Linked DNA regions of Homo sapiens: region 2 is linked to region 1. Evidence: read pairs that join two places in POLR2A ChIA-PET (ENCODE). Cell type or tissue: HepG2. All regions are shown on one strand. Each heading gives the region's core, and the rest is flanking DNA. Links, peaks and the distances in the headings are about the cores only. Region 1 overlaps NAGLU (N-acetyl-alpha-glucosaminidase). Region 2 overlaps TUBG2 (tubulin gamma 2).

Region 1 (3,727 bases), core at 1,048-3,547:
GGAGTTCGAGACCAGCCTGGCCAACATGGTGAAACCCTGTCTCTACTAAAAATATAAAAATTAGCTGGGCATGGTGGCACGCGCCTGTAATCCCATCTACTTAGGAGGCTGAGACAGGAGAATTGCTTAAACCTGGGAGGCAGACGTTGCAGTGAGTCAAGATCACGCCATTGCACTCCAGCCTGGGTGACGAGCGAAACTCTGTCTCAAACAAACAAACAAGCTCTGGACGTAGGCCTGGGTTTGATTTCTGACTCTGCTACTAATTAGCTGTGTGACTTCGGGCAGATGACATGACTGCTCTGTGCCTCAGTTTCCTTACTTGTAAAATGGGATCTCTACCCACTTCGCTGTAGGGTTTGTAATTATCTCTCGATCTATCTGTGACTTTGCACAGAGTGCTAGCAAATGGCAGCCCTTGGGAGTGGCAGCAGGGGTGCTCCAGTGTCCCTTGTCCCTCCTGTTCCTCTGTGCTTCCCAGCCATCCTCTCACATGTGGTTGGGAAAAGTCTTCAAGGCTCACCTGAGACCTCCCCTCCTTCAGGAAGCCTTGCTAGTGCCCCGCATGACCTCCTTTGCACCTGCTAATGTCTGGCTCCCATACTCTCGTAGGACTTAATGCATGCCAGTGGCCTCCCTGCCCGCCTCTTTGCCCCCATCACCAGGTGGCAGGAAACTCACTCATTCATTCAATAAACTTGGTCCAGCTGTCTGAGGCTGCCAGAACTGGCTGTGCTGGGTCCTGGGAGGCGGCAAGAAAGGTGCCCAAGGGCTTACCCCTGATAGGAGAGATATGTTGGCTGAAGGATACAATGTGGGGACAAGGACAGGAATATATGTGGGTTCCGCTCTCCTCTGCCGGGAGAGAGGGGCAGGAAGGGCTCAGGGCAGAGCCCAGCCTTGAAAAATGAGTGTTGCTTGGACGGACGCTTGGCTAATGCTTGTAATCCTAGCGTTTTGGGAGGCTGAGGCGTATGGATCACCTGCGGTCAGGAGTTAAAGACCAGCCTGGCCAACATGGCGAAACCCCATCTCTACTAAAAGTACAAAAATTAGCCAGGCGTGGTGGCGGGCTCCTGTAATCCCAGCTACTCGGTAGGCTGAGGCATGAGAATCTCTTGAAGCCAGGGGCCAGAGACTGCAGTGAGCCGAGATCACACCACTTCACTCCAGCCTGGGTGACAGAGTGAGACTCCGTCTCAAAAAAAAAAAAAAAAAAAGGAAAGAAAATTAAACACCTCATGTTCTCACTCATAGTGGGAGTTGAACAATGAGAACAACATGGACACAGGAAGGGGAACATCACACACCGGGGCCTTTCGCGGTGTGGGGGTCAAGGGGAGGAGTAGCATTGGGACAGATACTTAATGCATGCGGGGCTGAAAACCTAGATGATGGGTTGATGGGTGCAGCAAACCACCATGGCACATGTATACCTATGCAACAAACCTGCATGTTCTGCACAGAACTGAACTGAAAGTATAATTAAAAAAAAAAAAAAAAGCTGGGTGCGGTGGCCCACACCTGTAATCCCAGCACTTTGGGAGGCCGAGACGGGCGGATCACAAGGTCAGCAGATCGAGACCATCCTGGCTAACACAGTGAAACTCAGTCTCTACTAAAAATACAAAAAATTAGCCGGGTGTGGTGGCGGGCACCTGTAGTCCCAGCTACTAGGGAGGCTGAGGCAGGAGAATGGCATGAACCTGGGAGGCAGAGCTTGCAGTGAGCTGAGAATGCGCCACTGCACTCCAGCCTGGGGGACAGAGTGAGACTCTGCCTCAAAAAAAAAAAAAAAAAGAAAGAAAAAGGAGCGTTGCTTGTTTCAGGCCACAGGAAGGGGAGAGATAGTGAAAGTTTTTCAGAGAAGGTGGCCAGGGAAGGAGAAGAAAGGACTGTAGGCAGAGAGCATAGCCTGTACAAAGCCATAGAGGCAAGAGAAACCAGGAGCTGTAGAGAAGTTGGCAAGGCTGTTGAACACTATGGTGAACACTATGGCGGCTTCCATGAAATATCTGAGCTTTTGCTCCCCACTAGGGTGTTCCCTCAGGTCAATGTCACGAAGATGGGCAGTTGGGGCCACTTTAACTGTTCCTACTCCTGCTCCTTCCTTCTGGCTCCGGAAGACCCCATATTCCCCATCATCGGGAGCCTCTTCCTGCGAGAGCTGATCAAAGAGTTTGGCACAGACCACATCTATGGGGCCGACACTTTCAATGAGATGCAGCCACCTTCCTCAGAGCCCTCCTACCTTGCCGCAGCCACCACTGCCGTCTATGAGGCCATGACTGCAGGTACAGTGCCTGGGTGGGGTGGGAGAGCCCCCCAGACCCTCAAAAAGAAGGGAGTAGCAGATGTCAGTAGGGGTAGGCAGAGGGACTGGAATAATGCCTCGCCATAACACACAGTACTTCATAGTTTACCAAGCACGTGTACACATGCGTTGTCTCAGTGAATCCCACTGTGGTTGAGAGGTGAGCTCTGGAAGCCAACAACCTGGGTCACACCTCGCGCTCCTATTTCCTGGCCGTGTGACTTATGACTCATGACCTCCTTCCCAGTGTCTCGTTTGCTTTTCCTGTAAACTGGGACTACCTCATAGGTAGAATAACGCCTGGCCCAGAGCAAAGGCCACTAAGAGCTAGCTATGAACAAGGATTTTGTTTCATCTCTGCGTGGTTGCTGAAGTAGGCACTGCAGGCAGGAGGTGAGTGGATGTGCCTAAAGGCACTAAGTGCGCATCCTGCTACAAAACTGTGAAGCCAGGGCTCCTTCCTGCCACTTAAAGGAGGAGTGGAGCAGAGGGCGCCCAAGTCAGGAATGACTTAGTGGAGAGGCGTCTGTGTTGGCCAGGAAGGGAACAGATCAGCTCAGCCTTTCTTGAGCAGTACTGCTCCAAGTGTGACCCAAAACCAGCAGCAGCAGCAGCAGCAGCCCGAGCTGTGAGATGGCAAATTCTCAGGCCCTACCCAAGACCTGAAGGAGAAGCTACATTTTTTTTTTTTTTGAGACAGATTTCACTCTGTTGCTGAGGCTGGAGCACAGTGGCACAATCTCATCTCACTGCAACCTTCGTCTCCTAGGTTCAAGCGATTCTCCTGCCTCAGCCTCCCGAGTAGCTGGGACTATAGGCACCCGCCACCACGCCCGGCAATTTTTGTTTGTTTTGAGATAGAGTCTCGCTCTGTCACCCAGGCTGGAGTGCAGTGGCACGATCTCAGTTCACTGCAACCTCTGCTTCCTGAGTTCAAGCGATTCTCCTGCCTCAGCCTCCTGAGTAGCTGGGATTACAGGCGCCCCCCAACCACACTCGGCTAATTTTTGTATTTTTAGTAGAGACGGGGTTTCGCTATGTAGGTCAAGCTGGTTTCAAACTCCTGACCTCAAATGATTCGCCCACTTCAGCCTCCCAAAGTGCTGGGATTACAGGTGTGAGCCACCTTGCCTGGCCAATTTTTGTATTTTTAGTAGAAACAGGTTTCACCATGGTGGCCAGACTGGTCTCAAACTCCTGACCTCAGGTGAACTGCCCACCTCAGCCTCCCAAAGTACTGGTATTACAGGCGTGATCCACTGCGACTGGCCTTGATTTTGTTTTTGAGACAGAATCTTACTCTGTCGCCCAGACTGGAGTGCAGTGGCACAATCTCAGCTCACTGCAACTTCTGCCTCATGGGTTCAAGTGATTCTTGTGCCTCTACCTCCCGAGTAGCCGGGATTACAGGCA
Region 2 (10,004 bases), core at 3,464-5,963, 130 kb after region 1:
CACCCATCTGGTATCAGAATTGTGTTGTGAGAGTGTGGCAGGAGAAACTGAGTCTGTTTATTCCTGTATACACACAGGGCTTCGTGCTGTGTCACTCCATCGCTGGGGGTACGGGTTCTGGCCTGGGCTCCTACCTCCTGGAGCGACTGAATGACAGGCAAGCCTGTGTTTGGGGAGAGGGCATTAACCCTGGTTCCCTGAGTAATGTCATTGCTTTTTTCTCTTGAGCTAGAAAGTCTGCCACTACCCCTTTTGAGTCATAGGGACAGACCCACCCAAGGACCATGTTGGAAGCTATTTTGGGGGGTGGGGGTTTACCTGTGGAGGGGAGGGGATCTACAGAGTTTGAAGCTTTCAGGCTTATCCTTTTTGGCTCTGAAGACTCAGTTCTGCCCTCACCCCTTTTGTACAAAATGGCACATATGGGCAGTGATGGAGGGGTCCTTCCGGTTCACTATGCCACCATCCTCTTTTCTCTCAGGTACCCCAAGAAGCTAGTGCAGACTTATTCAGTGTTTCCCTACCAGGACGAGATGAGCGACGTAGTGGTTCAGCCCTACAATTCACTCCTGACACTCAAGAGGCTGACGCAGAACGCAGATTGTGTGGTGAGCAAAGAAAGAGTTGAGGGGCTGGGTGTGGTGGCTCATGCCTGTAGTTCTAGCACTTTGGGAGGCCTAGGCAGATGGATTGCTTGAGCTCAGGAGTTCAATACTAGCCTGGGCAACATGTGAAACCCTATCTCCACAGAAAATACAAAAATTAGAGCTGGGTGCGGTGGTTCACACCTGTAATCCCAGCACTTTGGGAGGCTGAGACGGGCGGATCACCTATGGTTGGGAGTTCGAGACCAGCCTGACCAACATGAAGAAACCCCATCTCTACTAAAAAAACAAAATTAGCCAGGCGTGGTGGCGCATGCCTGTAGTCCCAGCTACTCGGGAGGCTGAGGCAGGAGAGTTGCTTGAACCTGGGAGGTGGAGGTTGCAAGGAGCTGAGATTGCAGCATTGCACTCCAGCCTGGGTGACAGAGCGAGACTCTGTCTCAAAAAAAAAAAAAAATTAGCCAGTCCTGGTAGCATGTGCCTGTAGTCCCAGCTACTTGGAGGCTGAGGCAGGAGAATCACTTGAACCCGGGAGGCAAAGGTTGCGGTGAGTCAAGATCACACCATTGCACTCCAGCCTGGGTGACAGAGCGAGACTCTGCCTCAAAAAATAACATAAAAAAAAATTAGCCGGGCATGGTGGCATGTGCCTGTAGTACTAGCTACATGGGAGGCTGAGGTGGGGGGATTGCTTGAGCTCAGGAAGTCGAGGCTGCAGTGAGCCATGATCACACCACTGCACTCCAGCTTGGGCAACGGAACAAGACCTTGTGTTTAAAAAAAAAAAAAAAAGGGTAGAGGACTTTGGTCTGTCTCCTCAGGCCAGTGAGTCTCATTCACCCCACCTTTCCTCAGCCCCTATACACACAGACAGAAGACCAACAAAGCCATACCTGTGGGCCAAATTAGGAAATAAGGTCCTGACTTCTAAGTTTCTTAGAATCCTTTTAGGCAGCAAAACTCTCAACAAAGTGAATATACCTTCCCCACACCACCACGTATCCCACCTTTGCCTACTTAATGCCCACTCATGCTTGTATTCTTAGCTCAAGGATAACTTTCTTAGCAAAACCCTTCCTGACTACTCAGTCAAGATCAGATTCCTATATGTGTATTTTAGGGAGTTAACTATAATTTTCTGTTTTATATTTAGTGTGCCTCCCTCCACGAGACTATAGGCCTAATGAAGGGAAAGACGGTGCCTGTTCCTCTCTGTGGTCTTCCCAGAGCCAGGCACAGTGTATGGCACATGTGGGTACTCACGTGTTTGTTTACTGCCCTGCGTAGTCCGAGAGTATCTCATGGTGCCCCAGAAACAGTACTTTTCTTTCTTTTTATTTTTTATTTATATTTATATATATATATATATATTATATATATTTATACTTTTTTATTTATATTTTTTACAGAGATGGCATCTTGCTGTGTTGCTCAGGCTGGTGTCCAACTCCTGGCCTCGAGTGGTCCTCCCACCTTGGCCTTGGGATTACAGGCCTGAGCCACCATGCCCAGCAGTACTTTTATTTTATTTTATTTATTTTATTTTATTATTTTATTTTATTTTTGAGACGGAGTCTTGCTCTGTCCCCCAGGCTGGAGTGCAGTGGCATGATCTTGGCTAACTGCAAACTCCGCCTCCCGGGTTCATGCCATTCTCCTGCCTCAGCCTCCGAATTAGCTGGGACTACAGGCGCCCGCCAACATGCCTGGCTAATTTTTTGTATTTTTAGTAGAGACGGGGTTTCACCGTGTTAGCCAAGATGGTCTCGATCTCCTGACCTTGTGATCCGCCCGTCTCGGCCTCCCAAAGTGCTGGGATTACAGACATGAGCCACCGCGCCCGGCCTCAGTACTTTTTTTTTTTAAACTAACAAACCTACTTCCTGGCTTTGGAGTTCAGCAGGGGCTAAGCCAATATCTTATTTCTATGCCCATTTTATCCTCAAGATGCTGTGATGCTCTTCTGTCCCCCCAGGTGGTGCTGGACAACACAGCCCTGAACCGGATTGCCACAGACCGCCTGCACATCCAGAACCCGTCCTTCTCCCAGATCAACCAGCTGGTGGGCCCCCACTCCCGGACTCCTTTGGACTGGAAGCCCTCCTTGCTGGAGGGTCATCTGGGGAAGGAAGGTCCCACCCAGGCCGAGCCCCATGACATGGCACGCCTGTCCCCAGGTGTCCACCATCATGTCGGCCAGCACCACCACCCTGCGCTACCCCGGCTACATGAACAATGACCTCATCGGCCTCATCGCCTCGCTCATTCCCACCCCACGGCTCCACTTCCTCATGACCGGCTACACCCCGCTCACTACAGACCAGTCAGTAAGAGCAGCCTTCAGTGTCCCAGGCCAGGCTGGCCCTGGGCCCAGCAGGCCCTGCCCCAGCCTTTCTCTCTTCCCCACTGCCCCAGGAGCTGCCCTTTGCAGGCCCCAAGGCACTGCGCTCAGGGACTGGCACAGAGCGGGCGACTTTCTTGCTGACTTTCTCTCCACCCTCCCTCTGCCTTTGGCTTCTGCCAAAGAGAAGCCAAAGGGACTGTGCCCTGAGCGCTGGCCGGGTCCCTGTCTCACTGTCCCATCAGGTGGCCAGCGTGAGGAAGACCACGGTCCTGGATGTCATGAGGCGGCTGCTGCAGCCCAAGAACGTGATGGTGTCCACAGGCCGAGACCGCCAGACCAACCACTGCTACATCGCCATCCTCAACATCATCCAGGGAGAGGTGGACCCCACCCAGGTAGGGGAGGCCCCTTCATCCCGCGCCCTGGACCTGCAGGGGTAGAGGAGAGGCCACCTCCACTGCTCCTATGCCCACCCCAGGTCCACAAGAGCCTGCAGAGGATCCGGGAACGGAAGTTGGCCAACTTCATCCCGTGGGGCCCCGCCAGCATCCAGGTGGCCCTGTCGAGGAAGTCTCCCTACCTGCCCTCGGCCCACCGGGTCAGCGGGCTCATGATGGCCAACCACACCAGCATCTCCTCGGTGAGTCTAGGTTTCTATTCTTCTTAGAAGAGTCTGTTCCACTGGCCACCTTCATCATCTTCCCCAAGTTCACTCCTAACCCCCTGGCTCGCATTTTGGAGATTTTCATCTCTTTCAGCTCTTTGAAAGTTCCTGCCAGCAGTTTGACAAGCTGCGGAAGCGGGATGCCTTCCTCGAGCAGTTCCGTAAGGAGGACATGTTCAAGGACAACTTTGATGAGATGGACAGGTCTAGGGAGGTTGTTCAGGAGCTCATTGATGAGTACCATGCGGCCACCCAGCCAGACTACATTTCCTGGGGCACCCAGGAGCAGTGATTTCCCTCCCCACTACTCCTTCTCCTTCTAGATGGTAACCACAGCCTCGACCATGCCTGCTCCCTCTGACCCAGCTTCACCTCATGGACAACCCTTCTTGGTTCATCTCCAGCCCGTGAGCTGGTCCTGCTTCCTCCCTTCCATGCCCTAACTTTTAATATGCTTGTTCAGCTCTAATAAAGTAATAAAGCTTGGTTGTCAGTATAGCCAGGGCTTGATCTGTGAATACGGGGGGGTGGTGAAGGGGTCCAGTTTCTAGGCATCTGACAGTAGGGTGGCCTTCACCTCCTCCAACGTCTTATCACTTAGTCCAAATCTTAGTGTGTTCACTGTTTCCATTGGCATCCCTCACCTTGAACTAGGCTGTTTAGTATTACTAGAGTCAGCCCTTGTCTCAAGATTACAGAGCTTTACTGAGGTTTGCTGTCTCCTCAGCGCCTAAGCTTTGCCCCAGTGAGGGTCAATGTTGCCCCAACCTCTTCCACTCAGGGCAGAGGAGGTGGGGTCTACTGAAGGAGGGCACACTACATTCTGAGCAGGCCAGGAGAGCCAAGGTTCCAGATTCCCAGTGCCCAGGGCCATGAGAGTTCCAGGAACTCAATCCAGTTCAACCCAACCTGATAAGTAGAAACAGAATTCAAGAGTAGGGCTGAGCACATCCTGAGTTACTTTTCTGTGCCAGAGAAATTCGTGGGTTTGTTATCTGCCCCAAGCTTCTCTCCATTCTAGGCCCAAAGCATTAGGCACACCAATGATGGGCCCAGAGGTGGACAACGAGTAAGAAATGGGCAGTGCCAGATCTGATGACTCACTGCCCTCCAGCCTCAGGGATTCCAGGAGGCCATCTGTATGCCACTCAGTGGAGAAGGGAGGGTGAGTAACTGCCAGCTTCCAATGAGGCCTGTTTGCCTGCTCCACCCACAAACCTGTGGCAGCACACTGGCCAGGAGGAGGTTAAGTCTGGAAGGTCAAGGAGGGGGAGGGTGAAGCGCTGTGGTGTCCAGACTTCCCCCAGAGCCTGGTAAAAGCCCAGGGTGTGGGCATCCCCAGAGGCGGGGCTCTGCGTTATGGGGTTCCAACTTGTCCCACTGAATAACACTCCCACAGGAAGGGTTTGTGTAAATAAGAAACTTTTTTTTTTTTTTTGCTTCTCTTCTACAAATAAATTAAGAAACAAACTAGAAAATTACCCACACCCATTGTAGCCCTTGGGTGTGGGATGTGCCCTGTCCCTGCAGGGCCAAAAGGGTCCATGTTTCCCTCAAATCTCAGAGCAGTCCTGGCCCAGGCTGCAGGCAGGAGGGAAGTCGTGACCTCTTGGCAGGCTCAGTCCTGCAGCTGCCCCAAGCAGCCAGACTGTCCCTGGGGCTCGTCCAGGCCCGGGCGCTGGCTGGGAGGGGAGGTGTCTGGCAGGTCTTGGCATGGAGGAGAAGAGCTGCTGCAGGGCCTCTCGGGGGAGGGGTTGGCCAAGTAGGCATTCACCAGCTGCATGATCTCTTCCACCTAAGAGAGGGCAGAGGTCAGTGTGCAACAGGGGCTGCCAGGTTCTCTTCTTTTTCTCATCCTTTCTCCAGGCTCTAGGGCTCCAGCTTCCCCACCAGGGTCCTACGTGCTCTGGCCCTGCAACCTTTCCTTCCTTATCACCACTCTCTCCTTCATTTCTTTTTTGTTTTTTGAGACGGAGTCTCGCTGTGTCCCCCAGGTTGGAGTGCAGTGGCGCGATCTCAGCTCACTGCAAGCTCCGCCTCCTGGGTTCACACCATTCTCCTGCCTCAGCCTCCTGAGTAGCTGGGACTACAGGCGCCCGCCAACACGCCCGGCTAATTTTTTGTATTTTTAGTAGAAACAGGGTTTCACCGTGTTAGCCAAGATGGTCTCGATCTCCTGACCTCATGATCCGCCCATCTCGGCCTCCCAAAGTGCTGGGATTACAGGCGTGAGCCACCGCGGCCGGCTTCTCTCCTTCATTTCTATGTGCCAGTTATACTTGGTTCTTTCTGCTCTTCTAACATTTTTTTTTGTTGTTGTTGTTGTTGTTGTTGTTGAGACGGAGTCTTGCTCTGTTGCCAGGCTGAAGTGCCTCGGCTCACTGCAACCTCCGCCTGCCGGGTTCAAGCAATTCTCCTACCTCAGCTTCCCGAGTAGCTGGGACTATAGGTGTGCGCCACCAGCCCCAGCTAATTTGTATTTTTAGTAGAGATGGGGTTTCGCCATGTTGGTCAGGATGGTCTCGATCTCCTGACCTCGTGATCTGCCCGCCTCGGCCTCCCAAAGTGCTGGGATTACAGGCATGAGCCACTGCACCCGGCCACCTTGCAATTCTTTCTACCTGGAATGCTGTTCTCCCAGGTCTTCCCTGGCTAGCTTAAATGGCACCCTTTTTGAGAACCCTTCCCTGGCTTCCTGTCACATCACTCTTTCCTTTGTAGCATTTCTCACTGTCTTCATAGCCTGGGATTCCTTGTTTATTGTCTGACTCCACTCTAGTGTAAGCTCCTTCAGCTTGTCTGTGATCACTGCTGGATCCCCAGTGCTTAGAGCTCTACCTGGCCCAGGTTTGGTGTTCTGTAAATGCTTCCTGACATCGCTTCCCTTCTCTCCTCCTCCCACAACTCCTCTTCTCACTCACCTGGGGGCTCTGCAGGAGGAGCTGGCTCTCTCCCACCCTCAAGGCCAGGGTGTGGGGGCCCATTAGCTGGCAGGCGGCCACATGGCCATAGCTGACACTGTGGATGGGCTCCGTCTCCCCTGGCCGGGAGAGGGACATGGCCTTGGCTCCCAAGCCCAGGCACAGCTTCTGTGGAGCACCCCGACCAGGCTCCTGCAGACAGAGAGGCAGAGTCAGGGTGGAAGGAGGAGCCCAGCGTTATTTTTGGTAGGGGGAGATGGGTGTCTGTGAGCAGGAGTATCCTGATCCCCCTATGATTCACAGCACGTGTGTGGAGGGGGCTGAGGCTCCAGGGATGTGAGGGCCCAAGGGCTGGTGACTCCTGGGGTTTGAGATGGGTAGCTGTTCTGGATGTGGGGAATTACGTGACACTCCGTGGGACCTGTGGCTCTGGGGCAAAGGTGTGGGGCTTGGGCCGCCAGAGTCCCCTTCTCCCTTCTCCCCCTCACCGTGCTCAGCTCCAGAACGTCATACCGAGCAGCGCCGAACCCCGGACACTGCGCCGCCAGGGCCAGGTAGGCGGCCATGGCCTCAGCTCGGCCCATGCCCCGTAGCCGCTTCCAGCCGCCCAGCACGGCAGCTGCCGTGCCGGCGCCGCCTCCTCCCTCGCGGGCAATGCTTCCCGCAGTGCGGCCGGCCCCGCCGCGCCGGGCCCGCTCCGCCCGCCTCTTGGCCAGGCCCGGGCTCCAGAGCGCCCCGGCCAGCAGGGCAGCGGAAGGGGGCGGCCTGGGGGTCGGGCGGGGCGGGTCTTCGCGCGGCGGGGCCGGGGGCGGGAGCAGGCGGTCCAGGCGGGGCAGGGGCACCCGCGGAGAGAAGTCCCGCTGCAGGCTCTGCAGGCGCAGCGCCGCCAGGGCGCGCAGCGTGTCGTCGGGTGGGGGCGGCCGGCCCCGCAGCAGCAGAGCGTGAGCCTGCAGGGGAGGCACCCGGCGTCAGTGTACGAGCGGCGGCGGAACCGTCGCGAAAACGCCTCGCGGAATCTGAGCAGGTCTAGGTTCCAGTCAAGCCTCCCGCGGGGCTGCCATAGTGATGAAATGAGACGGCCTAGAAAACCAGGGGTTCAGGCTTGGGGGTCTGTTTGGAGGCGTGAACGCCGGAGAGCCTCACCTGCTCAAAGAGGAAAGGCAGTTCGTGACCGTCTGGGGACAGCCCCTCAGGGTGCAGAGGTCCGTGAAGACGCAGACATAGTCTCCACCCGGAGTCGGGCGAGTCCTCCAACCCAGCTTCCTCCGCGGCCAAGCTGCAGAAGAGGAGCGGACGAAGCGCTAGGGAGAAGCCGGACCCCTACGGCGAGGGCAGCTTGGGGTGGGGGCGGGGCCATGTGTTTGGGGCGGGGCCTGGGCGGAGCCGACAGCGGAGGTGATGCTGCAGTCGGACTGCAAACCTGCGGCGGGCAGGTCCGTCTGTAAACCAGCGAACACCACAGCGCAGGGCCAGGGGCAAGCGCTGGATAATGTCCGCTTAGAGACTGACCTCAGCTGAGAAGTGGATGGGCTAATAGAGAGCAGGGCTGGGGCTGGACATTTACTTCTCAAACCTGGTGAGCACGTCGGCCACGAGGGTCCCCCCAGCCAGGGCTCGCTCCTGGGCCCCTCGCTGCTCGTACAGCGCGAATGCGTTGCGGCTCCGGGCCAAGCCCAGCCGCCCCACCAGCTCTCGAGCCACCTAGAAGAGGAGGGTGAGGGGAGACCACTCAGAGGTCTTGCCAGGATTCTGGGAGGGGTTGATTCAATTGGAAGGGGTCTCTTAGTCCTGTCACCACCACTCCCTCCCTTACCAAAATAATCTAGACTCGGGGCAAACCTAGGGTCCAGGAAGAGGGAGAGACAGGCGTGAGAAGCTGGCAGGGTGGGTTGGAGGTCATGGGGCCTTTCTCTGGCCTCACCTCCCCCGCCGTGGTGTGGGAGTCGATGGCCACAGCACAGGCACCAGCCCCCGGACAGTGCACGGTACACAGCAGCTCCTGCCGTTGGCTCAACGCGGAAATCTCCGCCAGCGAGGGCACCAGCTCTCTGCCGCGCGTCCGGCCCAGCGCTTTCCGGATGAAGCGCGCATATTCCGCCAGTTCCGAGTCCGGGAGTGCCTGCTCGGTCCTGGGTTAGGAGGAACCCAGGGATCAATACTCCAAGGGCTTTCTTCTCCCCCTCCCTCTTGCCTGCTTCTCTTATAGTTTATTTTATCTAGCCGATTTCCTCCCCGCCCCAACTCAAGTTCTTTGAAGGCTCTTCTAAATCTCTCCCCAGTGCTTTGCATAGAGCTGAATTACTTTTCAAGTCCCCTGGCAGCTTTCTCCCAACTGCCTCCACCACTTCCAAAAGTCTTCGTGATCTTCCTTCGGCCTGAAATCGAAATCCAGCCACTTTACTACATTTTCCTAAGCCCTGGCGCTGGCCTGCATCAGCTGGAGGAAAAGCAGCCTTTTCATAACTCCTCAGCCCAAGGGGGGCGTTTTATTGTAATTCATCCGCTCACAACTGCGATAGGATCTTGTATCTCCCACAAAGGCACTGTATGTATTACTCGGTTCTTTACCTACCAAGTCTTTTGCAAAAGACCTTTCATTCTCTCCCAGCCCGGTAGCTCCTCGCCTAGGCCGTAACCCCCACCTCGCCCCTCTCACCTCTCCAAGTGCCCCAGGAGGTGCCCCCGCACAGCTCCCCCAGGTCGGAAGGTGCAGCTCATGCAGGTGAGGAGTTGCCAGTACCGCAGGGCCGCAGGGTCTTGGGTAGCCGGGAGCCCGGGGGGACCTGCAGGGCCCGAGGTCTGCTTAGCCAGCTGCAGGAAGAGTTCATCCCGGAGCGCGGGCAAGTCCCGGCAGGTTTGGAGCACACCCTGCATCAAGGGCCCGGGGCGCCGCGCCCCCTCCAGCGCCTGCAGCGCCAAGAACAGCCGCACCGCCTCCTCGCGCAGGGGTGCATAGCCCGGACCTGTGGGAGGGTGGGGGCGGAGGGACGGTTTGGAGAGGGGACACAGAGCTGCGCCCTGGGAGGAAGGCATGAACCAGGGGAAGGTCAGAGGGAATATAAGGGGATGGGGTGGCAGGGAGGGGAGGGTACGAACGACAGGAAGAGTGAAGGGAAAGCAGTGGTCCCACGGAGCCAGACTCTCAACCTCTGCCTCCCAGGAATCCCCTTCCCAATCCCACTAAGCCTGCATTTGGACTTAGGGAGACGGACGGCCGGGAAGGGCTGTAGATTCACACCCCAGATTCTGTAACTCCATACTGAGGCTCACCACCATAGGTCAGAAAACAGGCTGGACTAGGAGTCAGAAAACCGGGGTTCCTCTCCCAGCACCCTTTAATCCTCTAACTTTAGGACCTGGGCCAGTCACTACACCGTTTAGGGAGAAGTACAGTTGGATGAGGCCAGCACATTCTACAAAAGTGGTAGCTTTTCTACCACTTGTAAAGGTAATATGGCATAGTCTCAAGA

The links. ChIA-PET counts read pairs that join two places held together with the same protein. Peaks named below come from ENCODE experiments on the same cell type or tissue, not always from the same donor. Only the 100,000 strongest peaks of a DNase experiment are listed, where the experiment ranks them.
Region 2: POLR2A ChIA-PET joins it to region 1 with 6 read pairs; 10 of 35 experiments call an interaction of 5 or more read pairs at or near these places.

The regions. Positions count from the first base shown.
Region 1 is chr17:42,538,913-42,542,639 of GRCh38, forward strand. It overlaps NAGLU (N-acetyl-alpha-glucosaminidase), which reads left to right. Exons shown (of 6, transcript NM_000263.4): 5 at 2,038-2,294. Among named protein-coding and RNA genes, the nearest start is that of NAGLU, 4.5 kb to the left of the region's middle. In HepG2, for the core only: no CTCF peak of the experiment used is centred there; a DNase peak (open chromatin) is centred at 2,569.
Region 2 is chr17:42,662,896-42,672,899 of GRCh38, forward strand. It overlaps TUBG2 (tubulin gamma 2), which reads left to right. Exons shown (of 11, transcript NM_016437.3): 5 at 78-157; 6 at 482-608; 7 at 2,581-2,667; 8 at 2,783-2,932; 9 at 3,192-3,344; 10 at 3,428-3,589; 11 at 3,708-4,111. The coding sequence ends at 3,905. It overlaps PLEKHH3 (pleckstrin homology, MyTH4 and FERM domain containing H3), which reads right to left. Exons shown (of 13, transcript NM_024927.5): 7 at 9,191-9,497; 8 at 8,456-8,663; 9 at 8,099-8,235; 10 at 7,678-7,810; 11 at 7,023-7,481; 12 at 6,535-6,726; 13 at 5,019-5,408. The coding sequence ends at 5,232. Among named protein-coding and RNA genes, the nearest start is that of TUBG2, 8.6 kb to the left of the region's middle. RefSeq lists enhancers at 5,335-5,910, 7,666-7,745. In HepG2, for the core only: no CTCF peak of the experiment used is centred there; a DNase peak (open chromatin) is centred at 4,776.